Regions from separate parts of the Homo sapiens genome. Here regions 2 and 3 are each linked to region 1. A link is a loop called in an ENCODE intact Hi-C map of the cell type or tissue named here. Cell type or tissue: B cell. All regions are shown on one strand. Each heading gives the region's core, and the rest is flanking DNA. Links, peaks and the distances in the headings are about the cores only. Region 1 overlaps WNT16 (Wnt family member 16). Region 2 overlaps CPED1 (cadherin like and PC-esterase domain containing 1). Region 3 overlaps CPED1 (cadherin like and PC-esterase domain containing 1).

Region 1 (10,891 bases), core at 1-8,000:
ATTAATTTAAATCCATTTTTATTGGCAAAAAATAATTTTCTAACATTACCTAGGTTCTTGCTATTATTCTAACTAGCTTGAAAACAATTCAATTTATGCATATATGTACATTTTGTGTAAATCTCTGAGTTTTCTCTCCTGAATCATTTTTTTCACATTGTTCATTTTTGGTTCACATTGTTTCACATTTAGATGAAATCTTAAAATATTAGAAAACATTTTCCTGGTTATTTGGTAGGTACTATGCTGGTGTTTTTGTTGTTGTTTTTATTTTCTCTTGAGGTATTATAATTCAACAGAGTTTTGTATTTTTCTTTCTGTTGCTGGCAAAAAAACAAAAACAAAAACAAAACCAACAACACCATAAAAGAGGTTTCCTGGTTATTATCTAACATGGATGAGCAATCAACTCAATTTTTTCAACATTGGCAATTAGGATTTTAATCTAATAGGCATATTCTTCTGAATAAAATCCAGGTCTGTATTCAATTGAGTTGATTTTCTTAGCCTCAAAATCACAAACTCAAAATGTAGGAAAGTGTTCAGAGAAATGTGGGTACTGGCGCTTAGTAGTACTGTGAGCAGGATAGATGATTTTCTAACCGCTAACCTTAAATACTCTGATTCCCACTTGGTTTCTGACACCATTCCTAAACTTATGACTCCAAGAATAATGTTGCCGAATGATGATTGGCTAACGGAATGATGTGATGTCTTCCAGGGGCAGAACTTCTGGGAATAATGTGACTTGGAATATTTATGGGTATTTCTTTTGGTGTGCTTAAAATATTTCCATTCTTCCCATGTCCACCTCACAAACTTTTAAGTTTCCCTACCCCATAATTTGTTTTATGATGAGTAACTCAACAAAGTGGGAAGGGCTCAATCCCAAATTTTCATTGACCTATTCCAAGAATATTTATAAGTAGTTGAACAACACATAGTGTTTTGCTTTTCAGTAGGTTCGAATATATTTTTGGACAGAAAGGGACAAAACGGGTCAGAGGAACAGGAATCCTACATACACCCATCCAACCTCGTGTCGCAGTTTTTATAAAAACTTAGATCATCTGATAGTTGAGAAAATGAAATGTTAGTCACAAAACGTTCCACAACAATTTTCTGGCCATTTTTGTAAAATTCGGACAACGTAATTTACTGAAAAACAATCGCCAACTGCCACATTACCTCTGAGTCAAAATTGTGGAACCAATCAGTTCTTAAACCACTTCTCAAGCGGTTTCTATGTTTACATTAAGTATTAATGATGCATCTTTCCTATTTCACTTCATTAGAAATTTATCAAACCAAAATTTACACAAGGAATCCAGTAGATTAAATGCTACCCTCCTGATTGCTCTGACATAGTTTAAAAATATTCCACCAAAATGTGCACATCTGTTTGCAATAGTTAACAAAACATTCCTCTGTTAATATCGTTATAAACCTTAACAACTCAACTAGAGTAGAGAAAGGAATTTTCTCATAACCACACAGCACTCATTCCTTTGCTATTCTCTTATGTTCCTGTTAACAGAAAATTATGGTGATATTGCTGTAATTCACAATGGCTATTTAACATTAATTAAGAATCCTGGAGGAAAATCTCCAGAATACACTTTCTGGGGGAGTGTTCATGCAATTTCCTTAAATATACTTGCATTTTCCACTTTTATTTTTCCCTATTCTACTAAAATTATCCTGCTGCATATAAATACCTTATATTATTTATCACCAGCTTTCCTTATGTAAGATAAACGTCTTAATCAGACTTTATTTTTCTGTAAAATTGAAATCATAAGTACCTGCTTATTAACTAGCTATTATGTGCAACAAATATCTTCCTCTAAAACTAAATCAGGTAAAATATTTATTAAAATATGCTCTGAGAAGCAGAATTCTAATTCTGTAGAATTAAACTTTGTGTGTGTGTGTGTGTGTGTGTGTGTGTGTGTGTGTGTGTGTGTATCTGTCCTTGAATTTTGCATTTCATCAGTCCTGAGTGGTGATTACACTGCTTTATTCTAATTCCAGATTGTCCAAGTTCTTTCCTTGGAATATTATGGGGGTATAATCTTTGAAATTCCAGGTCAGGTTATTGATATTTTTTTCCTTGAAGTTCATTTATCTTTCTGTCCTAGAATACAGTATATATATGCATATATATGTGTGTATATATGCCCATAGATATTCTAAGAATATGTATATACCTCTATAGATGTTCGAGGATACAAAAATAATATGTATCATATATAATAAAGATATTATTTCTTTTATTATGTTTATTGTTAGGGACACTTACAATTCAAAGTTTAAATTGTCATCACTGAAAAATTATAAATTCCATGTATGTATTCAAAAGGGCTAATTTTCTAGGAGGGAAATCTTTCTATAATTTCAATACAAATTCAGCAGGTGATGTAATTGAATTTGAAAATCAGTCTCTCTTTTTATCCTTCATCGTGTTGTAGTGCATAACTTTCATAGAGTAACACTATTGTGGACGGGGCTAAAACTGAGGAGTTGAAAGAGAGAGCCCAGCCGGCTCAAAACAATACCATTAACCTCTTAGCAGTGACATGTGTTTAAGAAGGTGGTTTTTATTACTCCCTCTTGATTCAGTTTACCAACAGAGGATGAGATAAAAGTGTTCAAGTGAGCTGGACCAATTACTCAATAAGTATTTGATGAGCGTCTACTTTGTCCCTCATGCTGTGCAAATTGGCAACATCTTACATGATGTCTGAAGTGACTAATAAAAGAAAAAATCGGCTCCTCAGTCATGATCCAGGGGAGAAACAGCTTTAAGTCACTAAGTGATGACTGTAAAGAAGGCTGATCAGCTTAAACATGGAAACATACATTGTTATGTTTTTAGTGTTCTTTGGACAGTTATGTTTTGTTATTACCCAGCACTGATTGAGCTTTTTCTCGTAAACTTTGGGAGCTTAAAATTTGAACAAAGTAGGCAGATCACATTTATTTGCCTGGAAATGTTTTAAAGAATTGAGGGTTTTGTGAATATGAAATGCCATAAATTTAAAGAAATAAGCTTCTGTGACATACTTTATAAATTGCTGTCATATAATCGCAGGACACCTTTTGCCCTGGGTTAAGAAGAAATAGATACATCTATTAGTTTCTTAGTTTTGTGAATTCAAAAAAAGCAAATGTGCCATATGCACTACTAAGAAATATCAAGCATTGCATAAATCAATACCATATGCTCTTATTTAAGGTTGCAAATGTTATTATTTGTGTGCAATATTGTCTCATTAGATAGTTCAGACATTTTTAAAATTTGTTTGAAAACATAACATTCTGCAAACGTGTCAATGTCAGGTTTGGTACAAAACAGCAAAGTGTAGACCCCTGTCATTTTATTGTTTTCATAAGAATTGTAAGTGGAATTTAAACTGTGAGGTTTTTCCTTTCTTTGGTGAGATTACACACATAATTTCCAAGTTATTGAATGGATGGATCCATCTTTCATTTTACCCAGCATGTTGACAGAACGTCAACTCCACAGCTAGCCCTGACGATTTATTAATCTGTTCTGCCATCGTCTGGGGATTGAAGGAAGCTATGCTGGCTAGCCTGGTATGTAAGAGATTAGAGCCCTAAACTTTTGAAATCTCTATATTGTTTTTGCACCCCTAGCCTTACTGGAAATGTTTATCTCAACTCTAACTGTACCTTCTTTTTCAGAGAAAGGGGCTTTTATTTAGACCTTAGTGTGTGTCAGGCAGTGGACTATTACAAATATATGTAGTTTCATTTAACTTCTTAGTCTGTTTAAACTGAACTTAGCACTTAGAATTGAAAAAATTACATAAACATTATCCCCTTTGTATTTTCCATGCTAGGATAATGCTACTGATTCATCAAGGATAGGGCATGTGTTTTGAATTAATTTTCCAGAAAAGGAGAATTTGCTGGGGGGAGCCACCATACTGTAGCCCCTTCTCCTTTTGACCAACTAAACCAGATTTGTCATAGTTTCTCATGTGGCCTGGAACCAGGGGATAGCATAGTTCACCACCTCCACCCCTCCCTTTGTATGTGACTGACTTTTATAGTGATCAAACTTGAGAACTCTCAATTGAATCAATACGTCTCATCCCTGGATGCTCATTAAAATAATCTCAGCGGCTTTGTGAAAGTACCATGGCCTGGACACCCCACCCCCTGCCCGACCAGTGAAATCAGAATCTGAGAGGTTTGAGCATTGGTTATTTGTAAAGTTCCATGATGTTTCTATGCACCATGAGAGCTAAGGGTAACTTCTCTCTCAGTGCTTCTCAAATTTTAATGACAATCTTGTTAAAAATGCAGCTTTTGGTTCTGTAGGTCTGGAGTGGGGCCTGAGAGTCTGCATATCTCACAAGTGATGCTGGTGTTGCTGGTCCCTGAGCTGTATTCTGAGTAACGAGGTGTTGAATGGTATCAGGAACATACAGGCATGCATAAGCATCCTACCACATTCAAAATTAGACCGGGGATTAGAAATAGAAGTAATTTCCTTTTGTTATCGCAGATAATCTCCAATAATATTAGTCTGGTCCACTACTTTAAGTACAGCTTGGAAAGCTTTGCTCTGAAGGGTCAAGAAATTTGGACAAAACATTTGGGACAAAAACCAAAGGACGAAACATTTGAAGCCTACGCAATTTTAAAGATTATTTACGTTCAAAACCATCATTTTTATTCAAGAGGAAATAGACCCAGAAAGTTAATTGATTAGATTAACTGTGCTTCTGTTGTTGAGTAAAACACTTTATGATTGATAGTTGAACACAATTACTGTTGGTTTCAGGCTGTCGCCAAGTTGATGTCAGTAGACTGCCGCTGCCACGGAGTTTCCGGCTCCTGTGCTGTGAAAACATGCTGGAAAACCATGTCTTCTTTTGAAAAGATTGGCCATTTGTTGAAGGATAAATATGAAAACAGTATCCAGATATCAGACAAAACAAAGAGGAAAATGCGCAGGAGAGAAAAAGATCAGAGGAAAATACCAATCCATAAGGATGATCTGCTCTATGTTAATAAGTCTCCCAACTACTGTGTAGAAGATAAGAAACTGGGAATCCCAGGGACACAAGGCAGAGAATGCAACCGTACATCAGAGGGTGCAGATGGCTGCAACCTCCTCTGCTGTGGCCGAGGTTACAACACCCATGTGGTCAGGCACGTGGAGAGGTGTGAGTGTAAGTTCATCTGGTGCTGCTATGTCCGTTGCAGGAGGTGTGAAAGCATGACTGATGTCCACACTTGCAAGTAACCACTCCATCCAGCCTTGGGCAAGATGCCTCAGCAATATACAATGGCATTGCAACCAGAGAGGTGCCCATCCCTGTGCAGCGCTAGTAAAGTTGACTCTTGCAGTGGAATCCCTAGAACCTTGGACCTGAGAGTTTCCCTTACCTGATCGACATATTTTCCTTTATCTGATCAACCCATCAATCATGTGGATTTCTTGGGATTCTAATGTTGAAAAGGTTTATATTCACCTTTTGATGATTTGGGGAATATATATTGACATACAAGGAAGATAATCTGTTTCCTAAGCAAGAAATAACAGGAAAGATCCCTTATGCCAGGAGGCCTGCCATACTCAGGATAAGATCCTTGAATATGGAACTTAGTTACAGGACTCAATAATGGTGGGTGAACATTAGTCATTTTTAAAAGACACCTCTTATAGCAATAAGGAGACATTAACATGAATCTCATTTATTCTCTCAGTATTTTAACTGAAGAAATTATACTGTTTGTGTGTGGATAGAAGATGTTGAAAAGTTAACATAAGCATTGGGTGCTGACTTACCCTTTCATGTACTTCCAAAGAAAGGTAATCAAAAAGAATCTTCTTAAGTGATATAATATCCCTAAAAAAATGATCATTACAGATGTTTAGTGACAAAGAATCAATATGTAAAAAGTATAATGAATGATTTAGATTTTAAGTGCCTTTTCACTGGGAGAATCTGGAAAAACCTCCATAAGGTATATAGCAATCTTTGATCTTTAGATTCATACTTTTATCACAGATCAGTTTCAACTGTTAAAAACCCACCTCTGAGATACTGGGGGGAGGATCCTGAAACATGCGGGAAAAGGAGAGGTAAACAGTGGAGGTAAAAATATAATTTCATACATTGTAAAGAAAAGCACCCTTTAAATGTGTAAAGACAGTGTTTTGTAAAGAATTTTGTTTAAAAAGTTTCTATTTTGTAAATACAGTACTTAAGTTATATGATTTATATTAAAACATTTATTGACAAAGCCTAAGAGCTAAGGCAGTAAAATTATCTCATAAATAATATTAGCTTATTTTTTTTCATACTATTAATGCTATTTTTTTGGACATCGAAGAGAATTTAACTTAGCAGTTAGTTATATGGATGTGTATTTCTTGCTAAAATGACAGTTTTATATGTTATAGATTAAAATATGTTGCAAAATATCAAAAATTTGTGTTATTTCAGCAGTAAGATTAATTGAATTCTCTTTTCACATTAGTTATGCTTAACTCATAAGGTTATTATAATAAATTATATTAGTAAAAGTCTTAACTGGAAAAAAGAATCTAAATCAGAATAGTGATCAATTTGTGGATTTGATATCCTGGATATTTATTATATTTTATGTAATGCTGCATTTCTATTTGAATGTTAAGTGGTCTTTCTTGTTTTTAATATTCATGCATGTATATTCATCATATTTTACAAGGTTCCTGGTAAAAATTACAGGGCTCTATTTAAGGATGTATTTTAATGTAAATGCTTATGTTTTTTATGAATTGTTAAATATTTCAGTATTATATAGAAAAAAATAGATTTTTAAAATTCAGAATGGACAAAGAGAATATTCATTTTCTTATTAATAAGATAAAGAAATGTTTCCCTGCCCCACAGTCTTCATTCTATTTCTCTTTAATTTTATTCACTGAGGCAGAGAAACAATTTTTGAAAAAGAGCAAACCCATGGAAAATGTCTCAGATCTAATATTAAAATCAAGACTAAGCATTTAACTGTGATTGTAAAGTTTGACAAAGTTATTATTTACTAAATGAGAGACACAGAAATGGCAAATATATGAATATAGTGCATATTTAAAAGTGGTTTTCCAGTCTTTAGCATCCCTTGAACAGAATAATCTGAAAATATACACTCTCTCCTGCCTATTTTTTTCAAAGTAAATCTATTTTGTCTTCTTTGAACATAATCACCCATTTTTAAAAAACAGAAAGACTGTAGTGTCTATTAACAACCAATTTCTTCTATTAATTAGAAAACCTTTCATAATTACCTTATCAACTGACTGTGAGAATCAGGCAGCCTCTAATTTACAAAGACTTGATTACTGTTCAGCCATTCCTTTAAAACAGTGATGCTAACTCAGGCACCTCTCTCTGGGATGCCTAAGCAAAAACTCCTCCTAACTCCAAACCTGTGTCTTTGGGTTCTTCTTTTCTTCTCACCTTTGGTATCACCATGGAAGCCATCCTTAAGTTTCTCACTTTTTTTTTTTTTTTTTAAGACAGTCTCACTCTGTTGCCCAGGCTGGAGTGCAGTGACCCGATCTCGGCTCACTGCAACATCTGCCTTCTGGGTTCAAATGATTCTCCCGCTTCAGCCTCCCAAGTAGCTGGGATTACAGGCATGTGCCACCATGACTAGCTAATTTTTGTATTTTTGGTAGAGACGGAGTTTCACCATGTTGGCCAGGCTGGTCTCAAACTCTTGACCTCAAGTGATCCACCCACCTCGGCCTCCCAAAGTGTTGGGATTACAGGTGTGAGCTACCGCGCCTGGCCATCACCTATCTATCTCTCTTATTGGCTGACAGCCTGCCCTTAGCCCATTTCCATCCCACTCCCAGTCATGGTAGAGGAAGCACCATGGTGCTCCTGGGAACACAATTCTGGGACCCAAAGGCTCCTATCTAGTCTAAACCACATTGCCTGCATTCATTAGGGCCCCTTATGTTGCAAGTAATGGAAAACTCAACCCAGACTGATTTAAACATTAAATATGTTGACTCAGTAACTAAAAACTTCAAACTTGTGACTGGTTCAGGGGAAGCTTGATCCACAAGCTCACACCATGTTCCCTGGGCTCAGGTCTCTCTATTACTTTAGGCTGGCTACTGGCCAAGTCTTCTACTTCAGGGTTCATGCAGTGCTGTGTCCTAACCTCTTTCAAAGTCTCCCACCCCTAGCATCTCTGGGATCTCTACTTTTCTTAGCAACATGGCTGCCATGCTTCCAGACCTCACATTCTCCTACCTGCCACTCATTCTAAGGAAAGAGGGGTCCCATCCTCAAGAAAGAGAGGTTCTCTCCTGGTTTGCTCACACAGATGGAAAGAAAACCTTTTCTTTCTCAGAGGATTCAGCAAAGGTCTTCTGAGTCTCAGTGGTTCTAATTGATTAAATGTGCCTCTCTCTGAAAAAATCACCATGACCATTGGGAGTTTTGGGTGAGCCATAGGTACATTGAACCATCTTAAGGCCATCATGACCCTGGAAGTGGAAGTGGGATTCCCTGGAACTAAAATTACACAGCGTGAGAACAGAGACGGGGGTGGTTTCCCTAAAGGAAAACCAGGGTGTTATGTTACTGGTAAGGAGTACCTGGACGCTGGGCAGCAAAGACATTATATGCCTTAGTTCTAGTGAGCTGTTTAGGAAACAGCTTTTGATATTACATGGAGCTCACAACAGACAAAGCAAGCCCTAAGCACTGTGGATTATGAATGTGGGTTCAAAGTGCTTTGATTTGTTTAAATACCTTGCATAATGTTAAAGGGCGAAGGGAGGTGCTCCAGTGGATTATTTTTCAATTTAGGAGTTCAAATTCTTTGTAAATTTGGAACTGCCTAATAAAGGCAATGGTAAGAGGCAATGATTCATCCTGAAACAAAGTCAAGAAAAACATATTAAATGATATTATCTGTAACATCTGGATTAGGAAGTTGAATAATTAAGGCATTTTCCTGATAATGGTACTTTACACAACATTAACAACATGTTAATTCTTTTTAGTATAAACAACTGCATTATTTCTTTATTCACAATTCGGATGATAGTCATTTTGTTTTCTATTTTAAGAGACTATGATAATTATATTAAAAATAACAACAAAATTTTAATTTTACACATTAGATGCTGTGACCTTATGTTTTGGCAGCTTTAAAACTATGTGATATGCACAGTAAGTATTTTAAAACACATTTTAATTTTCTCCAGGACTGTTAGTACTAATATGATATTTGTACTTAGTTTAAATATTTGTACTAAGTTTATTTGTACTAAGTTTAAATACGTAGTAGAAACAGAAAAGCGTCTCATCAAAATACTTATTTCTAGGCAATTTAGTGAGTTGCTCATCCTTTTTGCATCACCTCCCAAAGGTCATCAAAGATTGAGAAATTCGACTCACTATTTAGAGGCAGGAAGTGATCTGGAACACTGATTACCTTAGGTGATTTGAGGGAAGAAAAATTTGAATCCTATCTTCAGAAACCTCAAATACTCCTCAAGACAAGCCTTTCTTAAAGAAAGTTGGCTAAGATGTCTCCTTTTTGAAATTAATTTAAATTTTACTATAGACCAGATGTGATAAATCATGACATTTCTTGGGGGCAAGATGATGACACGTGGCACAGCATGACAAGGGACACAGTGATACACAAGGAAAGGACTAATTTACTTTGAAAGAATAAATAATATTAGCAAATACCTCCATAGCACTTAGTATATACCCGTATTAGTCTAAGTAAAAAATATATAGAGAGATACATATAAAAATTCAATCTTCACAACAACCTCGTAAAGTAGGTACATTATTGTAGTTTTCGTTTTACAGCTGAGGAAACTGAGACACACAGTAAGTTCCCAGCCCAAGGTCACACAGAAGGAACTGGCTTCAATGTCTGTGCCCTTAACTACCACATTGTTATTGTGCTTCTCACAGTATCAGAATTGTCAGACTGTGTTTACAAACATATGCCATTTAAAGAATTTAGGGGATTTGTGAATGTAATGAAAGTTACAGGATGTTCTTCATGGTTTGGTTATATAAACTTGGTTGAAAAGTAGGGAGCGAAGTGATGGGAGAGCTGAGATCTTAGAATTTACTATGAAATAAAATTAAAATACACTGCCTCTTGATTACTAAGCCCAAAGTGACTTACGCTGACTTCTATTTTAGATTGCAATGTGGCTTACAGTTGGATTGTGCAAGAATCTAATAACCATTCCAAAAGAAAATAACTAGGGGTAAAGATCAAACTAATTTAGTGTGACATAAAATAAATACTTACATCCTTTTTATTGTTGTGCTTACAGCCAAATGTTACATAAGGTGTTATTTTTAACAGATGGATTAAAATTTACTATTTGTAATGGTTTACACTCATATCCAAAGGAAAACCACTAGAGGTGGTTTGCACCAGATTAAAACTTTTTGAAACAAAATCATACTAGCAAAAGCAGCCTCTCCCATGTGGTTGTAAAGTAATAAAGGAGAATCAAGTCAACACAAACTAAAGTTTCATGTGTGACTTTATAATTTGCAGAGTAAGTAAAAGCATCTGATTCATGTGAATTGGAAAGGCAGAAAGGGCGGTGGCTGAGGGCTGCCTTTGTCCCTATCAGATGGCCATTCAGAACCATCAGGGTAGCTCTACTGCAGAGGCCAAGCCTTTCCTTCCACATTTTAGTAACCACCTGACACCCATGATCATGGCCCACACATTTACTTGGCCCTGTTTAGCCAAGAAGAAAGGGCAGATCCTTGGTGCCCCTACTCACTCTTTGGTGAGAGAAATATCACCAAATATACCAGTACATTTAAATACACCTCGAATTCTCTGGAAACCAACG
Region 2 (10,976 bases), core at 1,027-9,026, 170 kb before region 1:
TCTGCAAATGTTCAATAGCCAATCAGCAAATAGGAAGTAATTATTGGGTCATGGTATCAACATATAAGAGATAATTGTTATATTAAGTTCTGCTGTTTAAGGGTTTGCATGTTTGTTATAAATTAAACAAATACATTTGACTGAGGCAATAGTGGTACAGAATGAAAAAATAATGATTTGTGTAAAGCCCCCAAAATAGCTGCACTGACTGGGAGTCTTTGACATCCTCTTTCCCATGCTAAGTCCATCTGTGATCACGATAACCCCAGTCTGGCATTCAGCCCTCCCTGCCAACTGGACACATGCCGCTGATGAACAGCTTCTCACCCCCTTTCATAACCAGAGCACAAATATTAGATGAATTTCCTTTGAACCTTGCTTCCTCTTGGCTCTTAACATAGTCTAGCTCCTTAGAAGAAACATTTCAGGTTCTGGGAGACACAGAGTCCCTTATTAATCATCTTTTTTTTTTTTTCTGGAGGAACAAATATTAAAAAAATTTTTATATTTCTCCAAGGTAATAGATACTGTGTATCATGATTGGAAAAGATGTCCCACTTCTTAAATATTTAATTAGAATCTGTCACTGCAGGATATGGAATATTAACCATCTAGCCCTTAAAAAGAGTACTAAGGTTTCTCTGCATAACAATAATACTATTAATAATAAGAAACGATAGTCATTTTCTATTTGATGCTTCTTCCAAGAACTTATTTCTTTAGACACTTCCATGTGTAACTAGCCAGACAACAGCCAATCCATATTTAAATAACTCCATGTAATAAAATAATGTTTTTCATGTTAAGAGGAAGGATTCCAGAATGTTATATTCTTTTTAATGCCATTATCCAGTTAGAACACTTTTAACCATAACAATAATAATTTCCAGCTATCCCAAATCCTAAAATAAAGTGCCAACCCCCCGAAATATATTTCGTTACTGAAACATGTGTAAACAATTATGAATATCTAAACCATACTGGTATTGGTTTTCAGACTCTCTCCAAAACTGTAGGGAAAAAAATGCCCCTAGTGAGTATGTTGATAAATATATTCGACTTCAAAAGTTGCTTTTGCAGACCCAGAGAATAAAGATTTCACTTTTTATTGGGTATGTAAAAAAAATGGTATAAATTTTAGATTTTACGTTTCAGAAAGAGAAAAAGACATCTATACAATTTACTCTTCTGATTTGTAAAACTCAAGTTTATTCAAAACTGCACCAGAATCTGTGAGTGGGGAGTGATCAATTGGAGTTGAGATTATAATTTGGGGGAGATCAATGAGGGCCTCTGACTTGATCAGAAGTTTTTGTTTTTGTTTACCTCTTCAAAAAATTCAGTAGAAATACATGGATTTGTTATGCCGGGTACATGGATTCATTATGATAAGAAAGAATTTGAAGTTAGATACATATTTAAATATTAAAATGTTTAGTTCAAAAGTATTTTTAAATGAACCTACCTCTTATTGTTACCAAAAGAGGCAATCCCAATCTTATTTAAATTCCATTTTAAATGGCGTGGATTCCCCAACCCATTAGCAAAAATATTGTTCAAGATGGTGAAATAATTGTGGTATCTTTTTAAAAACTCTACAATTAGCTAACACTCTGTTGTTGTATATTACTCTTGTCTCTCTCCCTCACTCGCACACATACATGCACACACATGGTAAACTTCTCCAGGCCAAAGCTTAGGTCTTTTATCATCCTCACGTAGCACAATGCCTGGAAAGTTCTTAATATTTGTAAAATTAAATGATACTGTTCAAACCAAATACAAAATTAAATACATGCCCTATTTTAAAAGTTATGATCTAGGTTACATTAATATGACATTCTTGAAAAATGTTAAAATGCATGATTACATTTATGGGGTATTTTTGCATATATAATTTTTAAATTGTTTTAGCTTTGTGTTTTGAAATAATATTGAACTTGTGAGTTGAAAAACAGTATAAACAATTCCTATACACTTTACATCCAGATTCACCAAATTGTTTTTTTTTAATTTTTATTTAATTTTAAATGTTTATGGATATATAGTAGGTGTATGTATTTATGGGGTACATGAGATTTAAAAATGCTAAATGCATCATTACATTACATCACTATTACATTATATCACTATGACATTACATCACTATTGCATCAGAATAGTGTTGATATCCCTGTGCATGAAGGTTGTATGAGTACAGTTCCTCTTCTCCTTATCTTAGTAAAAGAAGGCCTCCTTAGCCTCAGACTTTCATATATTTGGCTGCAAGAGAGATATGAGGGGATAGAGAGCGAGAAGAGGTGAACTTTGGGGAATGTATTGTTCATGAAGAGAGACTATGTCCCCCCAACCTGCTCCCAGAGGGGGAAGGGAGAGGGGTCCATGATTTCTCCTCTTAAGGTAATCACCTGTGAAGCTTAGAGATGACTTCAAGAGGGAGAGAAAATTGCTTGTTTACCTGGCTGAATATCTGCTTAGTAACAGGGTCTGAGGAATGGCCTTGTACTGCCAGAAAGGGAGAAAGAGAGTGATGAGATACTGCTGCTGGTAAGGTTCGCCAGGCTAAGAAGGGGCAAGGAGCAGTCCCCTGAGTTCTCAGGAATTCGAGGTAGAGCTATATCTGTCCCAGGCCACAGTCCCCAGAGTTAAAGCTGTAGAAGGTAGAAGAAATGGGGTTTTGTATGTAGGCTTCTCAGGGACCCAGCAGGAGATGAAAAGATACCTGAGGCTTTTGATCAGGATCAGCTGGAAAAGGTAGCTGAGCCTCTCAATGCTCCAGACAACTGCCTCAACATCATGGCTTTTTTGAGGCTACCCCCCAACAATGAGACAATGATCGAGGTCAACAGGGATGACCCCCAAAAGATTTATTTTGCCATCTTCTCCCACCTTAAATCAAAAGGAAAAAATTTAGGAAAGTTATGAGGGAACGGACCCCATTCACCACCTCCAACCCTTCCGTGTTACTTTTTTTATTGCTGTGCAACAAATTACCACAAATGTAGCAACTTTTAAAACAACATCCATTCAGTAGGTCAGGTTTGGTAGCTTAGAAATCCAGGGGCAGTGGGACGGTGTTCTCTGCTCAGAGCTCAAAATCTAAAAGTGTTGGCCAGGCTGAATTCTTGTCTGGAACCTCTGGGGAAGAGCCCACTGACAAGCTCACTGGGGTTGCTGGCAGAATTCCCTTACCTGCAACTGGAGGGTTAAGGTCCTTGTTTCCTTACAAGCTGCCAGTCCAGGACTGCTCTCAGTTCCCAGAGGCTGCCCACATTCCTTGCCACCTGGTCCTTTTCATCTCCTAAGCCAGCAATGGGGACTCTCACACCTTGAATCTCTCTCCCAGGATTTTTCTCTCTCTGTCTTTCCTATCTCTGACCTCTAGACCCAGATTTTAGCTCCCTAATTTAAGGTCAACTGATTTGGGAATTTAATTACATGTGCAAAATCTCTCCCAGCAACACCTAGATTAGTGTTTGCTTGAATAACTGGAGGAAGATGGATATACATCAAGGGCCAGGAAGAATAAGAGCTATCTCAGAATTAGACCTGTCATACTTCTCTGCCTACCATAAAGAGTGGGAGCTGCAAATCTACATTTCCCTGGGGGAAAGCTTTGGATCAAAATGAGAATAAAGTTTTAGTGAAAATGAGACTTTTAATAACTGGCAATTACTAAAGTGTAATGATACAGGACTTTAGTATCGTGAAGGGAACCAGATCCATTAAGAAAGGGGGTAGGTTTGTCAACATAGCAGGATAGTAGCAGTTATTCAAAAAAAATAAAATTATTTCTCATTTATTTATTTACCTTACAAGTTGAGATTCTTCAATTAAAACTATTGTCTATGATTGGAGTAACCTCACACAGTAGAGCAGTCTCTTGTAGTAAATGCCTACACTGTTCTTGTCAGATTTTACCACTTTATAAGACAACCATATGTGATGGGCAGTATCATCACAGAAAACAAGTGGCAGACCTGGGACTTAAGTCCATAAAGTGTTGCAAACACAAATCTTTTCAGACATGGCTAATATAAATGACAGAATTAGGCCAAGTGTAGGCAATAGGAACTGGTGAGGACTATGGCTAAGTGGAAAGCATATGCCCTGTTAAATGTGAACAGCAACTGCTCAGGTCAAGATATTTGCTGCTACTTTGGAAGGATGATTCAGTATTGTGGAATCTCCTAATTCTTCCAAAGAAACCTAACATTTGAATTTTAATGGAAGACTTCTCAAGTTTTACATATTGATAACTAATTTTTAAAAGGGAAGCCTCTGCAAGGCAAACAAGTAAATAAAATTCTGTGATCAGATTCCGCACAGAGAACATCAGTTCATGTCTTCTGATATAATCCAATGCACTCATACCATAAATGATAAACTTAATGTGTGTGTGGGAGGAAGGATGGTAATTGAAGAGAAGGGATACAATGACTAGAACAATTTATATTGTTAATTCAAAAAAACCTACTTTGATTTGTTTTTTAAAATAAAGAGGATTTACTAGCAGATTTCACTGAAAAAATCCAGATATTCCAAGCTCCAGGTGAAGTTTGATTCAGTGCTTAAACAATGTCATCTGTTTCCTCTCCATCTCACTGTGGTGTATTTTAGTTGTTACCTCACCCTCAGACTCCACATGGGAGCCTTCAGGCAACTGCAGGTTCTCTCAGATGTCCACACATGTGGTCATGCTGAACCAAAACCTCACATCACTTTCCTGGGAGTTCCTGTGAAATATGCATAAATATCATTATCACTGATTGGATTTTGTACCCAACTACTTACTACTGATTGATTTAAGCCAATGAAGTCTAACCCTAGAACTGGTAAGAGGCCAATTCCTCCAAACCTCATAGCTAAGCATAAACAAAATCAATTCCCAAAGGAAATTAGAAATACTCTTTTAAGAAAGACAGATGCTGGGAAACAAAGAACAAAGTCTACCTGAGGTTTATCTTCTGAATATCTCCTCCAGTTCTAGGACTTAAAAGATGTCTATGAAATATCTACTTCCAGTCTCAACTCTCCTCATGGACTCCAATCCATTTATCCAACTGCATTTGAACCACCTTTTACTTAGATAACCAACCTTCAATCAAACATCTCTAATGTCATTTCATCATTTCTACCCCACTCCCCACAACATTCTATTACATCTAATTTTTTAGTCAATGTTCTTGTGCAGGAAATAGAAACCAACTCTGGCTAACCTAAGCAGAAAAGGAACTTTATTCAAAACATATCTGGTAGCTTACAGAATTGAGCTATTGTGGGAAGACTATAGAAGCAGAAAATGGACAGGAATCAAGGGAAACAGGAGGAGCTGCAGGCAAAGTACCACCCCGACTCCCACTGTCACTGGACACACTCTCTTCTCCAGAGCCTACAGGCTGCTGCTTCTGCCTTTGCTGCTGAACATCAAGGCCATGAACAATTTCTAAACTGTCCTATCTTACTTGTGTCATTTGTTCCAAATTTGAAATCTTACAGTGGGGCATCCAGTTAGCCACATTTAAATCACATGTTATTGTTCTGCTCACTAGACAGAGCAGGATTACTTGGCATTTATAGTATAGGATTCCCTCTAAATAAGAGAGGGTTGAACAATGGGCCATGAAAAAATGACAAGTGTCCTGAATTCCTATATTTTATGGAGCCTCACAACAAGACAGCTATCAGTTCAATATAAATAAGTCCATTCTCATACCCATAGCTCTCCAAAGATAAAATAAATATGCCTTCTCAATGGGCAACAGGTTTGTCTTTAAAGTATCCCAAGAATAGACTCATTGACCACTTGGTGGCAATATTAAAGAAAGAATTCAGGCATCACAGGGTTGGATAGACCAAATGATTTTTTAAAACCTCAATAATCTAAACATTTTAGTTAGAAGTATGTCCTCAGTCCCAATTTACTGCTAGGTGCTCTGCTCTTTCTTCCACTATTTGTGTGTTTGTAAATATTAAGGAACAAAAGCTCAGAACATCACAAATCTGATTTGAAGGCCCTAATAAGACCTTGTGATCACTTCCTTTTCCAGATGCCCCAGGGCATGGCCCACTGCTGGATACTTGGCCCAGGATTTAAAGGGGCTGTGTGCCACTGTGGATTTGGAGGATTATATCCACAATTTGCCACCCAATTCCTCTCTGGTCTAGTACACTTCTTTAGTTCACTTCTTAAGTTTCATCTAGGCCTTAAGTGTTTCTGACTGATTATGAGCAATGTAGCAACTGAGGAATCCCCTCCCCGAAAGACAGTAGGACTATGTTGACCAGGATACTGGCTTCACTTCTTTCGTTCCTCTCTTGTCACTGCTTTTCCTCATCCTAGTGATTCTCAAGCTTAAGCATGCATTGAAATTTCCCAGAGGGCTTATTAAAACACAGACTGCTGGCTTAAACCCCAGGTTCCCACTCAGTAGGTTTAGGATGGGGCTCAAGAATTTGCATATCTAGTGACTTTCCAGCTGATGCTGATGCCATGCCTCTTGTCCCCAAACTGCGCTTTGAGAACCATTGTCTTTTACTACCCCTAAGCTGATGCCTTTTCTTTTTCATATAAAAAGCACCTGCTTTTATCATTATGTAGCTCAGGTGCATTCTCTTTTCAATACATTTCTTCCATATTCCATTTATTTGTCTGATAGGAAAGGCTATTTCTTTACCTCTCAAAATACCCTGTCTTTGTGTGTGAAAAGACTAAATTTCAAGTAATGTCACCAAGGAGATAGTTTTATTAGGGAATAAACACCTTTTAGTGGTACTTCCCAAAACTTGACTTCTAGTCCTATATTGTTCACTCTGTATTCTTTATGACATAAATGTGTCTTCATTTTCTCAACTTTTCTGACTCTTCCTATAAGTGATTCTGAACATCAAAGGTATTTTTCTAAGTTTCTTCTTGAACTCTCTGAAATTTTAAAATTCATTGTTTTCTTACATTTGTGTATTTCAATGATTGTTTTGCTAACATAAATTACTATGTTTCTTAAGTTTTATTTGCCCTTGTTAAACATAATTTAAATCTATAAAAACAAAAAGGAACAAAAAAGGAAAAGTAATATCAAGCATCAGATAAAAGATGTGCCAAAGTAGGATATGTTGGATATAAACTTCACTTAAGTATCCAGTATATAAACTTCACTTAAGTATCCAGTAAGTGTTTTTTCTTGTTTCTTTTTGGTGTTGTTTGTAACTGTTTTTGAGAAAGCAGTGTCTAAAAGCAAAAGTAAATTTCCTTTTGTCAAACTTTAAAAATTAGAAACTCATTAACTGACCAGTAATGAAAATAAAGGATCTGTTCATTAATGACCAAATTCATGTTTAAGGACACAATTTTGTATGAGTAGCTTCAAATAATCTTTACCCCAGTCTTCCTACTATTCAATCATGAAAGAGTGATAGTATGTTTAGTAATCATTTGACCAAGTCATACATCATTAAATATGTCCTTTTCTTAGAATTAACACCCTCTATACTTTAATTTCCTTTCCTTTCATTCTTTCTCCAATATTTAGAGACCTCATCAGAGTTCACAATATGTCCCCACCCTACTTCAGTCCCCTGGATGATTAACCACCACTAAGTCTGAAGTTTCTAAATTGTTACTTTTCTTCTTTTTGGCATGTGTTGGGGGAGAGGTAAAATTTTTACAATTCAGAGAAAGACAATATATTTTAAGATTGGAACTGATAAAGATCAAGCATTTCTTTTGATTCTGGCTTTCATTTAAATCATTTGCATTCCAATTATTTGTTAGCTTTCTAAATGGTCTCTTCAGCATCAAGCTAAGATATGATTGGATGTATCTGTGGCTTTTATAAACTCTGTACTATTGAGGGTCATCCAAGTTTTAGAAACATTGTAATGTATGTGGCTATTTTGACAAATCAACATCCTTCTTATTGAATCAGTTTAATATATCTGTTTTTGCTCACATTAGAACGCTAATTATGTAAACACAACTTACCCACCAGCTCTGCCACAAGGGCCTGAGTGCATGGCAAAAACAAAAAAAAACAAAAAAAAAACATTTCACCAGAAGACCACATTTTGTATGTTATTCAATAAGATACATGGATTGGGTGTGGCATCAGAAGATTTGAATCTATGTGCTAGCTTTATCGCTTATTACCACAATGACACTGAGCAAGCCACTTAAGTTCTCGGAAAATTGCTATGATGTATAAAATGGACATAATTTATACTTGCCCCAACCTATTTCCCTGGATTGTTATTAAGAATAAAATGATAATGGATGCAAAAGACTTTCGCAAGTTATGAAGTATTATACAGATGAGACATATATTATATTTACTTATATATTAGACATACTGATACATTTTAAATGATTCCAGTTCATCCTTTTTTTGAATTTCAGTTAAATACACATTCTAACATCTCACTCAGGAAAAAAGGCTATTGTTTTCTTTGATAATAAACTGAAATATTTAACTAAAATTGTATGAGCCTGTATTGTAAAAACAACTCATGATGCTCTTCTCCCTGCCAGTTCCCAAAGGATATTTATCTTAGAATTTTAAGAGGTAAAATTATTTTGGTTCTTCTTCTTTTTGGAGTAATGCTGTTTTTCTCATTCCTTTTAAAGTTAAGAATCATGTAGCATTAAAAAATATATACAGTAGGCTATGGCATTTTCCTAGTTGCTACAAGAAATAAATGTAGGAGAAAGTTCTTTAATGTAAAAATTCCTAACTGTTAACAGATCGTGAAAATCAGCAACAACTGTTGTGCTGAGGATCATGATCTACAAGTAGAGGGCAGATAATTCCACTGAGATGAAAAGAGTGCGTCTGGTGTTTGAGCTGTGGCCACATTTGACTTTCATGTCCTTTTGGGACACAACACACTTTGTGGAAGAAGAAAGTTAATGCAGCTGCCTTCGCTAATCATTCAGTGTGACCCAGCCCCTCAGGGAGGAAGGTAAAAACAGCTACACTCTGAGACCCACCAACCTTGCTGATTAACAGCAAATGCTGGTAAAGTGACCCTCTAAGTCTGTCTAGCCCATCAGGCCTAGAAATGTAATTTAGATGATTATCTCTATGCCCATTAAACCTTGTGACCTATTGCAGTCCGTTTGAAGTTGGTCTGCTTACACTTGTTAATAGGAAAAAAAGAAGGATTAACTCAGAGGTCATGAAATCAGAGTGCAGCCAAGATGATGGCAACAGAGCATAGGAAACCTTCCTTGGCCCCTGTAGAAGTGAGGAAGAACCCTGAGAATAAGGGGCTGCCAACAGAATTCATTTCTTTATGGAAAAAAGAGTTCTTTGGAATGCAACCAAGATTGAATCCTTCACCCTCCACTAGTTCTGGAGAGTTTTGTTTAATTTATAAGCATCGTATTCTAACAAGGTGAGCAGTCATGTTTAAGATCATGGGATTTATGAAAAGGATCACAGCATAAAGTCTGCTTGAGAAACTTAATGAAGAGAATAGATGCATTGTCTGCATTCTATAACAATTTGAAACAGACACCATAACATATTTGAGATCTGATATAAAAGTTAAATCATTTTGTGTAAGCTGTAAGGTCTGAAGAAAACTACTAGAACCCATTAATTTTAGTTTACCTTTTAAAGTCTATTTTTTTTTTTTTTTTTTTTTTTTGAGATGGAGTCTCGCTCTGTTGCCCAGGCTGGAGTGCAGTGGAGCGATCTCGGCCCACTGCAAGCTCTGCCTCCCGGGTTCACGCCATTCTCCTGCCTCAGCCTCCTGTGTAGCTGGGACTACAGGCGCCTGCCACCATGCCCGGCTAATTTTTTTTGTATTTTTAGTAGAGATGGGGTTTCACCGTGTTAGCCAGGATGGTCTCGATCTCCTGACCTCGTGATCCGCCCGCCTCGGCCTCCCAAAGTGCTGAGATTACAGGCGTGAGCCACCGCTCCTGACCCAAAAGTCTATTGCTTTTAAACTCGAAAGAGCTGAGCTTAGTTCCTGAGGTCCTTGTTGGGCGCAGCTTCTCTATGTATGCAGAGCAGTTCATTACTGGCTTACATTCTGAACGCTATCATAGCGGGAGGCTCTCTTACTGGTCAGAGGTTTAATATGCTGAGAATGTTGCTCAAGTAAAAGCTCCTATCAGCTGACCTCTTTACTCACTGGATATTTAAACTTTCTCTTTCACTTTAAGAAAACCTGAAATAATTTTTAAAACTTACAATTCTTAAAAAGTGACTGACAAGGTCTTAATATTTTAAAAGTAGTCTTCTCTATCTAAAGAATCAAGACTTTGTATTCTCTTAAATATCACTTTTAACATATAATTTTATTTACTAAAACATGGTTCTGCATAATTTTAATTTTTAAAAATTTTTAAATTGTTGTGGGTATGTAGTAGGTGTATATGGGGTACATGAGATGTTTTGATGCAGGCATGGAATATGTAATGATCACATCATGGAGAATGGGATATCCAACCCTTCAAGCATTTAACTTTTGAGTTACAAAAAATCCAATTACGCTCTTTAAGTTATTTTAAAATGTACAATTAAATTATTATTGACAATAGCCTATTGTGATATCAAATACTAGGTCTTATTCATTCTATTTTTTTGTATCCATTAACCATCCCCCACCTCTCCTCCAGCGCTCCACTACCCTTTTCAGCCTTTGGTAACCAACCTTCTACTCTCTGTGTCTATGAGTTCAATTGTTTTGATTTTTAGATCCCACAAATAAGTGAAAACATGGGATGTTTGTCTTCCTGTAAAATTTCTTAGAAACAAGACTATTTATAAAGGTAGACACTTCAGTATGGCAAACTCTGCAAATGTTTCAGAGTTATAGGAAAAGGAAAAATCAAACAAGTTTAGAACCTCAATGAAGACTTTACTGTATACATTTATAATGGCTGATAACAGGAACCTAATATTCAAATACAACATAAATATGTGTATGTGCTTATAAAATATTCTAATGAAACAAATGCAATATTACAA
Region 3 (10,976 bases), core at 976-8,975, 210 kb before region 1:
CCTTCCATTTTTAATTAATTGAAAATTTAAGTCCATCCACTTGTATCTGAATAAGTTGCTTGAATGGATCAATGTTGTAAAAATGTAAATACCTTACTAGTTATTGCTTGAATTTTACACAGGTACAAACAAATGATGATGCATTAGCTGACTGGTTTTACGACCATGATCTTATGAGGTCATTTTCTATATAATTTATTTTGCACTAAAATTTACACTGAAGGAAGAAAATTTATAGTTTATAAAATAGTTTCATGTCATGTTAAAAGTTACAAGATGTTCTTTTATTCATATTTATTTTATTGCCAATATACTGATTTCCTTGCGAACTTATATTCTCACATTTATTTAATTGAAAAACATTGATTGGAAGTGTTGATAAGGAGAGGAAGAAGTCTCCTTAATATTTGAGTTAATGGCTTGACTGTTTTAAATTAGGAGGAAAGGTGAAAGTGCTCCTTCAGGTATTTGTGAGTTAAGAAAGTGCATGGGTGAAATTGTTCAGGTTCTGGTGGCATTTGAATGGAATTAACATCAAATAATTTCAGATTTGTCATTGTCTCATGAGATCATTGAGCATAGTTCTGTCATTCTGCACTGAGACTCACAGAACTCATGTAATTTGACCAAGGAAATACAATTAGAGTAACAAATTGCAGTGTAACCGGACACTCAAAAAAGTGGTTCACTTAGTTAGTCTAAGTGAGTTAGTTACAAGAACTGATAAAAGTTGTGCCTTCTTTTGGAGACTTTGAAAGTTTATGATTTTTTAAAAATTCATATGAAGCACTCGCGTGATTCTACTTTAATTTCTAGCATATGTAGTTTGCTTGCCACTATACTGAATGAATTAAAAAGAAGAAATCACACTCATCTGGATTTTTTTTTTTTTTTTTTTGAGACAGAGTCTCGCTCTGTCACCCAGGCTGCAGTGCATTGGTGTGATCTCGGATCACTACAGCATCTGCCTCCCTGGTTCAAGTGATTCTCCTGCCTCAGCCTCCCAAGTAGCTGGGATTACAGATGTGTGCCACCATTCCCAGCTAATTTTTGTATTTTTAGTAGAGATGGGGTTTCATCATGTTGGCCAGGCTGGTCTCGAACTCCTGATCTCAGGTGATCCACCCGCCTTGGCCTCCCAAAGTGCTGGGATTATAGGCGTGAGCCACCATGCCCGGCTGTCTTGTTTTAATTAATAGAAAATAAAAGGAGCTGACATGTACTGAATACAGATGTGCTGGGTGGTGGAATTCCTTATGTACATTCTGTCATTTAATCTCAAGGATACCTCTATAAAGTAGGCACTGTTATTAATCCCACAAAGTCTCACAACTTTGGCACAAAACCAAAGTTGAACCTGGACCTTTTTACCTCTAGAGTCTGTAGAGGTAATACCTATGTACTATGCAACTTGTCTCCCAAAGCACAGAACACAGGGCTTTCTAAAGGCTACAGTTCTCTAAAAGTTGAATTGAATGGCATCCCATATTTAAATGCTCACTGCTACATTAAGAAATTAAGAAATAATCATTTTCATTTTAGAGAAGTAAGTGCAACCCTAAGACATTAATTTGCTAATTATTCTTCCTCATGGAGATAAAATCTTATAATTTATCTTATCTCATATGCTACATAGACATTTCCAACTTTCATATATTATTAACCTTAACCTCTGTGATATTCAGGTAACATTGAAATAGAAAAATGCAACAATGTCACACACAAACCTTTCTACATAATATGGTGAAAGGAATGAAATATAATGAGTTACTTTTACTTGGAAAAACATAATGTTACTCTGCTTTGAATCAAGGGTGTTAACATTTTTAGTGTTAGCAATAATTTGTTTTCTTTCAATCATACAATTATTACATTTATTTTCCTTAGTAAAATGGAAGAACATCCCAATTGCCAAATACTAATGACGCATTCTTAGGGTCTCTATGTGTAATCTTATTAGGTTTCTGTTTTCAACTGGAAAGTTTATGAAGCCAGTATTTGTTTATCTTGGGGGAATTTTGCTTATGCATTGAGAAGACACATTTACCGTTTTTCCACAGGCAATCCAGGCCAATATTTGTCCTTCTTTATCATAGCAACAAAAGTTTTTCACTTTGCAATCCTGTGTAGTCTGGATAGATTTAGTCTGTTTTTCCAAAAAACATTAATAGAATACCTGCTGCATGTTTTTTCAAAAAATATTTTTTGTTCTTCATCTTTAAAAGAGTATGTTTATCCAGAGAAAGTTTATGAATCAATATGAGATTTGTTTTATATTTTTAAAAAATATTCACTTGAACTTTGATATGAAGCATCCTCAAGAGGTAGTTTTGTTTTTGTCATTTTAATATTTAAGCAAATAAAAACAGCTATTTGTGATACTAACAATTGTGTTTTTAAGATGACACAATTGAGCTTCATTCCCCCTTTTTTGTAATACTGCCCTATCACATGAAATAATTAAGAATTAAAACATTAACAGGACACTGGGATTCTCTCAGAGTCTTCTCTGGTTGGCTAGATCTGGCACAGAATAATGGCATGAGGAAGAAGCAACTTTGATATATTTATTTTTGTTCTAATATGCCCCCAAAATTGATAATAATAAAAAACTAACATTTGAATTTCATACTTTAACATGACTTTCAAATACATTTTCTTCTAATTTGGCTTCACATCTCTCTTGTTGGTAGATATTAATCCCAATTTAAAGAGGACACAAAGATTCTGAGCAGTGGGTGGCAAGCCCAGCTCACCTAGTTAGTAGAGTTACAAATGAAACTTTGGAGTTCTGATGACAAGACTTGCATTTTCCACGATTAGATGCTGTGAAATGAGGAAAATAAATGGAGTAGGCATTTCTAAAGAAATTTAAATTACAAGACATTTAAACCTTTCTCTTTCAATATACCTGTATCTTAGATTACCAAACTTACTGATTAGGTGAGGGTGGGGTTTGGGTGTGACAAGTAGAGATAACCTAGAACAATCCTTCAAATTGGTCACCTTGAAAATGATAGACAAACTGAGGCTATTGTTTTAACACGTGAATCCTTTACTTTGTTCACAGCTGCAAACATTTTTTGAGACATTCCTGAGAGCCAGTTCACCTCAACAGGCTTTTGACATTATGAAGGAAGCAATTGGCAAACTACTGCTAGCGGCTGAAGTATTCAGTGAAACATCTACTCTGGGACCAAAGACCTTCCATAGGTAAAAAACAAATTTTAATTTAAAAAAAAAAGAAAAGAAAGAAAGCAACCTATCTTTTAAAAATTGTTGGTGGAAATGTATCTTAATTATCATAAGTAGGTGGTACTTGGAAAATTTTATGTCAATATACAAACATGATCTTCTAAACATATGTGGCCATATTTATAGATCCTAAAACTTTAGAACGTGTGGCAGACTCAGTAGTATCTAAATAGTGGTAACAAGAAGTAAAGTGCGCATTTTCAAAGTTAATCTTTTAATTGCAGCCGCCTTTTCAAGTGCAACTGTTTCTATCATAGATACTTGGCATTGACTAGGTATAATTTTACTTATACATAATAAATTTCATTCTCAAATATCCCACTGATTTCATAATGCAGAGGAGAAAATGAAGAACTTTATTAAGAAAATTCAATAACTCCTATTCCCATATCTGTTTACTTGACTATAACTTATTGCCTTTGTTCTAAGGAAATGTTAAATCTCGTACGTCAAAAAGTGGGGGAAGCACATCAATTTAAACCTTATCATAATTTATATGTGAATAGGTACCTAGCATGTAGGAGTAGGAGAGTTTTCTTCTTCGTATTTAGGTTTCCATGGATTAACTTTATTGCTTAGTTTAATGTGTTATGAATATTTAGGTATATTTTTATTTTCTATAAGAAATAAAACAGAATCCAAATCCAAAAATTTATCACATGTAATTTTACATTATCCAAGCCACTGCTCTTTTTAATTAGTAGATATATTGAAAATTAACAATAGTGATTATTAATATGACACCAAATAAGAGTAAATGTAGCAAGAGAATATAGTTTTTATTATTATTATTTTACTTTAAGTTCTGGGATATATGTGCAGAATGTACAGGTTTGTCACATAGGTATACATATGCCATGGTGGTTTGCTGCACCTATCAATCCATCATCTAGGTTTTAAGCCCTGCATGCGTTAGGTATTTGTCCTAATGCTTTCCCTCTCCTTGCCCCCCAACCCCCAACAGGCCCCAGTGTGTGATGTTCCCCTCCCTGTGTCCATGTGTTCTCATTGTTCAATTACCATTTATGAGTGAGAACATGCAACGTTTGGTTTTCTGTTCCTGGGTTAGTTTGCTGAGAATGATGGTTTCCAGCTTCATCTATGTCCCTGCAAAGTACTTGAACTCATCCTTTTTTTATGGCTGCATAGTATTCCATGGTGTGTATGTGCCACATTTTCTTTATCCAGTCTATCATTAATGGGCATTTGGGTTGGTTCCAAGTTTTGCTGTTATAAATAGTGCATTAATAAACATCCATGTGCATGTATCTTTACTTTTATGGTACCTTGTGTTTTCATTTTAGATGCAGATTCTGCTTTCAACTTCTAACTTTTGATATTGGTTATGGCAGTTTCATGTACCCTGTAGTGCTCCAGGTCAGTATGCCAAAGGCCTCATGTGAGCTTCTACCTTGTGGTGAGAGATCAGTGTGTGTGTGTTGTTGTTGTTGTTTTCATTCATAGTAACCAATCAATAAATAGCAATTTGCAAAAGTACTGTAGGCTTATATTCACTGTGGTTCAGACAATTAACTAGTATGTGGAGAATCTATGAGTCCAATCCTGCCTATGTGTCTCTGTAAAATAAACATGAATTTTTCTATGGTTCAAGTACTATTTGTGAAATAAATGTGGTATGAAGTCAAGTATGCATTAAAGGAAAAAAGAGGATGTGTAGATAATAGAAAGTAACAGATTATCTGGCGTATTCACATGAGGGTATAAAAAGATAACTTTTATTTTTTACATATACATATTTAGTTTAAAATTGGTTTATATTTAGTTTAAAAAAACCATGGGAATTTTTGAATTTTTTTTTCTGATATAGATATGTGTAGAGTGAAGTGTTTTTGCCCATTTTGATTCTTTTCCTTCCTCTCAAATTAAATATACTCATTCATATTATCTCCCCCAACATATTTTGTTTTTCCTCTAACATAGCCCTTAGAGGCAAAAACATAAAAAATAATTTATTAAATTAGTCTATAGAAAGTTCTACCTTGGAATACAGGGTGGGAAAAAAGGAAGAAGGGGAAAATAAAATTATGTATAACTAGAATATAGCTTTGTATAACATTTCTGTGTCCTCAAACTATTATTCCGGTAAGCCAATTACATTATAGATGGCTCATACATTTGGTTAAATAATTCCAAGATTTCTCCATAAAAATTTAAAACTTAATTAACTGACACTTTTAAATACTCATTTTTTCATTGTTTTGCATGCATACCTAATAGTTTGTATTATGCTTTTTAAAATCTGTTGTTCAGAAAGAAATGTTATGTATTATCTTCCATGAAAGCATATTCTTCAGCTATAAAGGGTATCGAGATAAACTAATGTGACTTTATATTAGTTAATTTTCTTATACTGTACATTAAATAATTGTATCTTTAAATTGTATCTTTAAAAAAAATTACTCACATTTATAAAACTGTTGACTTCCAAAAAGACCACTAGATGTCAGTTCTGATCTATAATCCAACAGGAAATAAATCATGTCTTAGAAGTAATTCCATTGTCTTAAAAGTAAATCGATGAAAAATATTTGCTGTGCTTTTGTTCTTTCAAAGGTACACGAGCATTTAAATTTTCAAGATTATGATAATATGGATTTTGAGGACCAAAATACAGAAGAATTCCTTTTAAATGACACTTTCAATTTTCTCTTCCCTAATGAATCATCACTTTCCATATTTTCTGAGATATTTCAGAGACTTTATAGATCAGATGTTTTCAAGGTAAGTGCATATTTGTGTACTGATAAATATTTTTTCAAGTCATTCCTTAGAAGGTGTCATTCTCCTTATTCTGCAATTCAGCAACTTGATAATTCACTTCAAATTAATTGGTATCTATTATATCACACTTCTTAATTTTTTCTGACCTCTGGACTAAGATTATTTTTATGTCAACTAAGTATGTAAGTGACTGATTATGATAAAATTATGGGTTGAAAATTAAGTATAGTGTTCATAATTTCTTATTTTTTCTTTTTGTTTTTCTTTTTTTCTTTTTCTTTCTTTTTTTTTTTTTTGAGACAGAGTCTCGCTCTGTCACCCAGGCAGGAGTGCAGTGGCACGATCTTGACTCACTGCAACCTCCGCCTCCTGGGTTCAAGAGATTCTCTTGCCTCAGCCTCCCAAGTAGCTGGGACTACAGGCATGCACCACCAAACCCAGCTAATTTTTGTATTTTTAGTAGAAACGGGGTTTCATCATGTTGGCCAGGCTGGTCTTGAACTCCTGACCTCGTGATCCGCCTGCCTCGGCCTCCCAAAGTGCTGGGATTACGAAATGTTTGTGGATATTATGAATAATATGTATTGTATGCTACAGAATACTTTTTTATTTTTTAATTTTTTCTTTCATCTTATAAGTTCAGAGGGTACATGTGCAGGTTCATTACATGTATTATAGTATACTTTAAAAGAAATGTTAGAACTCTTTGGAGGCAGTCTAGAATAGCAGTGAGTGCTCCAGATTGACGTCAGAGGACTTGAATTATAATGCTATTTTTTTTTAAGCATTCACATCTATTGTCATGTTTGGGCAAATGCCAATGAATAGAGCAGAGTGCTTCAAAATAACATGGATTGATTTTTATAACACGTTAGCATCTCCCCAACCTCACTACCAAAGCATCATTGAGCTATTTTATCCAGGTCCTCCCTGTCAGATATGAAGCTTTCTTATATTCAGACACCACTGTGACAAGTTGAAGTTGCTATGTATTATTTAACATTAATTAGCTCAGTTGTTTATAGAACTCAAAATCTGATTGGTTGATGAAATGGGAGGTAATTGGGTTGAACATGGTTTGACTTTTTAACAATTGCTTAAGTTCTTTCCCCCTACCAATACAGGGTGAAAACTATCAAAAGGAACTAAATCAGTGTCTGTCCTTAGAAGAAATTAACTCAATTATGACTTTCATAAAGGAACTTGGAAGTCTGGGACAATTCCAACTGGTAAAGCAAAAGTGACATTTGATTCTTTCTTGGTGACTGGGATTAGAGTAGATCACTGTAAGCTACCTGATTTTGACATCAAACTAGATTAAGTATTTCTTTAAGAAATAGAAATCTTTATAAGCTACTTTGCTCTTTCAGAGATCTAAGTAGCAAAATGAGCAAGATTTATATGCATAACTTTAAGAGTTTGCAAACAATATGTGACTTATTAAAGGTAAAAGAACATGGGATTAGCATAGCTGCCAGAATTTGACAGTTTTCAAGGGGAAAATGCCAACATTTTTCTGAAGAAGTTTTACTTTTAGCTTCAGAACATTTACATGCAACCAAAAGTTATTTCTGCTTATTATCCCCTTGTTATTTCTGCTTATTATACCCTTTTTGTTTTTGTAAAATCATATAGAGTTGAAAATAATATTTTAGAAGACTGCCTAAACCTTAATTTCTTATAACTCTATATCAAACTTCAAAGAAAGAAAATGTAAATAATTATAACTTTTACTGGCTTATATCTTTTAAAAAAGGCATTCATTTTATCTTCTATGTATTTTGTTAATTCCTTGGTTAGTATCAAAGGATAATTTATTGAGTGTGAAATGCATGTTTAATACTTGTTTTCTTTCCAGTTCTGATACTTATATAGACTGAAATGAATTTGTATTTTTCCACCTAAGATTTGTTCATATGAAATATCTTTTTGAAATAGCATTCTTAATCATTAATCATTTATTATTACCCTGATGTTTCACTCAAGTATTTATCTTACTTGTAAAAAGTATATGTGTGTGTGTATATATGTATATATATATATATATATATATACGTATATATATATATATATATATACGTATATATATATATACATACATACACTACTTGTATGAGTTTAATCAACTTACTAAGTTAATTAATGAGTGTTTGATACTCCTTTTTCTAATTTGGTCCCAAATTTTGGAGGATTCAGAGTAAGCTAATTTCCCCAAAGATAATTGAGTTGGCACAATATCATTTTAACTATTTTAAACGTATAAGTATTACATTCACAACAGTTTGACTAAATACTATAAAAAGATAATAAAAGGGATCTGCCTTGCTCTTCAGGAATTTATAACTTTAGATACTGTTACTATGGAGAACATTTCTCATCATAACTTGAGGAAGAACTAAATAATTATTTTGCAAGAGAAAGAGAAAATTCCAATTTCCTGGTTCTCACAGTAGAAAGGAGATAACCACAGATTTTTATTTGCGGGGGAAAGAGGGGAAGATTAATATTTCTCACTCTGACATAATTCATTTGTAACCCAAGAGGCTCTCTCATTCTTCCTGCTGCCTAACTCTGTTATTCATGTGTCTTCTGGTATCTGTAACAGGAAAGAGAAATCCGCTTATATTCAATGAAAAGAAAAAAAAAAACTCACCCTATTTGGAAATATGATCATCAACAAAATTAGTTTCTTATAAAAAGTGGCATTTACATCAACAACTTTGCAGAAAACTAATTTATGGTACTGACCAATGGATTTTTAACAAATATCTGACTTTTTAAATAAATGACTAAGTATAAGGCTGTTCATAGTAATACTACATTATAATTTGTTTTCCATAACTTATACTGATATTTTGTGTTCTCAGCTCTTCCCATCTACTACTCCTGGGATTCAGTCACTGATGCATGAATTTTATGATGTGGCAAATCCTGTGGGAAATCCTGGCTCAGTCCTGACCCAATACTGGTCTCTTTTAAATGTATTTGAACAATTTCAGTTCATGAATAAAAAGACACAGCCACATCCACTGGAATGGTAAGATAGCCACAAATTTGAATTGTACAATCCAAAAAATCTCTAGTTTACAGATTGATTTCAAAAGGCTTTGCCTATGTTAAAGCAAGCAGCAACAACAAAAAAGTGTGTCCAAATTTCCATGCTCAGGAAAATAAATGTCTTTAAACATTGAAACCATAATGATTCTAGTGGTCTTCAAACACTTTAATAAAAATGTATCCAACAGTTTTTTAAACCAACAAGACTTGACTCCACTATAATGTTTAGAATTGAAAGTTTCAATCTAGTTTCCTTCAGTGATATATATTCTTGAATTGTGAGGGTATCAGACAGAAGTAATTAGATGAGATGTGTTTTATGAACCATCAGTCAGAGTGGCAGCTTGAGACAGTAAAATTATTTATTTAGAAAGTTTTTGAGGTGTGACTTTTTTCTGAGCAAAACCCATTGAATGTATATACATATGTTCTGTCTTTGTCACAATTGATTCCTATTTTGGTTTCAGAAGGTAGAACTTTGGGGTTTTTCTTTTTTTAGAAGGTAGAATCTCAGAGGAAAATATTTGGATAAGATAAAATTTCCCACCTTCACTTCCATTCTAATGAGAGGTAGTAATTAGGGAATAAGAGGGAACTGAGATGGATAAAATTTTATCTCCACTAGTTAGGGAAAAGGGGCAACACCTAAGGTTTTTTCTGCTTCTCTTTTATATGGATGGAATTACAGGAGCATTCGACTTTTCTACTGGCAGCAAAACAGAAGTAAACCTAAACCTCCTAGGGAGATGAAAGACTAAATGGCCCTGCCATAATCATTTAAGTCTTTTGCAGTCACCCTAGGCCATGGCTTCAGCTCTATTGACTTACATTTCACTTCTTTCTGCTAAGGATATAGTGAAAACAGTTCTATAAAAACTTTATTTTTACAATTCAAAAATTTGAATAATCATATATTTGAAGAATTCTTAGGACATATCCCAGGATCAGAATTCACCTTATTTGCCATGGCTTTAAGAAGCTGGTTTTATTTCCTCAATACCTGGAAGTAGTAGGCCCAGCAGAAGGTTTTGTTTATGTGTTTGAAAATTAGGTTTTAAATAACATACTTCAGAGACACTTTGTTTGTACTTTACACTCACTCAAATAATCTAAGACTGTCTCATTTATTATAGATGGGTGAAAAACAGACTTGATTTCCACAGGAAGCTGTTTCAAAGTTTTTTTTTTTTTTTTTTAACTTTGAGGAAGTTCCCTGAAGATACTCAAACTTTGGAAAGTTTGTTCCCAAGCAAATTTTTCTCAAGCTCCATGTATGTTGTAAGGTTAAGCAGTGTTCTGATCTTAAATTTAGAAGATTGAATTCTCTTCTAATAAGAAAATTTACTAATGGTCAGTGTTGAGTATAGTTGGAAAGGGTGAGGACTTTTTTGAGTCATAGAGACTATATTCAAAAATCCCAACTTTAGAATTTATGAAGACAGGTTTGAACCCCTCTGAGACTCAGTTTTCTTATCTGCAAAATATGCATTATACTATGAACTATGTATATTTCAGTATGATTACATAAAATTTCATTTGCTACATAGCATCTGATACGCTGTAGCACAGGTAGATAGTAAATATCAGTATACTTTCCTTTCCATGTTTCTATTCAATGATCATTTTAGCTTCTATAGTGGGGGTAATGTTTTTTTTTTTTTAATGGGAAAAGCACGACAAGTTTGAAATATTTAAGTTAATAGTGAGACAAGTAAACCTTACTACGTTTGTCAACAAGCAATTAGTATATTGCTAATTTCATTTGCATTCAAGAAAAAAATGCCCAAATCTAATTATCTTCAAGGTTACCAGTGAATGTGTATATATTTAATTATCATTCATGCCATATTGCAATGAGGATGCATGTTATATACATGTTCCAGATGAGAAAATGAAGTGCTAATAAGATGGGTTGTTTGTTC

What was found. Peaks named below come from ENCODE experiments on the same cell type or tissue, not always from the same donor. Only the 100,000 strongest peaks of a DNase experiment are listed, where the experiment ranks them.
Region 2: it touches region 1 in a loop (7-fold over the local background); 2 of 110 quality-filtered maps call a loop at or near these places.
Region 3: it touches region 1 in a loop (13-fold over the local background); 17 of 110 quality-filtered maps call a loop at or near these places.

What each region holds. Positions count from the first base shown.
Region 1 is chr7:121,334,065-121,344,955 of GRCh38, forward strand. WNT16 (Wnt family member 16) reads left to right here. Exons shown (of 4, transcript NM_057168.2): 4 at 4,817-7,040. The coding sequence ends at 5,281. Among named protein-coding and RNA genes, the nearest start is that of WNT16, 11 kb to the left of the region's middle. In B cell, for the core only: a CTCF peak has its summit at 3,573; a DNase peak (open chromatin) is centred at 3,557; H3K27ac peaks cover 887 bases.
Region 2 is chr7:121,158,105-121,169,080 of GRCh38, forward strand. All of the region lies in intron 16 of CPED1 (cadherin like and PC-esterase domain containing 1), which reads left to right. LOC124901735 (a long non-coding RNA gene) reads right to left here. Exons shown (of 3, transcript XR_007060494.1): 3 at 1-10,976. Among named protein-coding and RNA genes, the nearest start is that of WNT16, 170 kb to the right of the region's middle. In B cell, for the core only: no CTCF peak of the experiment used is centred there; no DNase peak of the experiment used is centred there; H3K27ac peaks cover 605 bases.
Region 3 is chr7:121,121,261-121,132,236 of GRCh38, forward strand. It overlaps CPED1 (cadherin like and PC-esterase domain containing 1), which reads left to right. Exons shown (of 23, transcript NM_024913.5): 8 at 3,071-3,213; 9 at 4,560-4,632; 10 at 5,830-5,997; 11 at 7,122-7,226; 12 at 8,865-9,034. Among named protein-coding and RNA genes, the nearest start is that of CPED1, 140 kb to the left of the region's middle. In B cell, for the core only: CTCF peaks have their summits at 5,701 (motif pointing right) and 5,903; a DNase peak (open chromatin) is centred at 5,751; H3K27ac peaks cover 567 bases.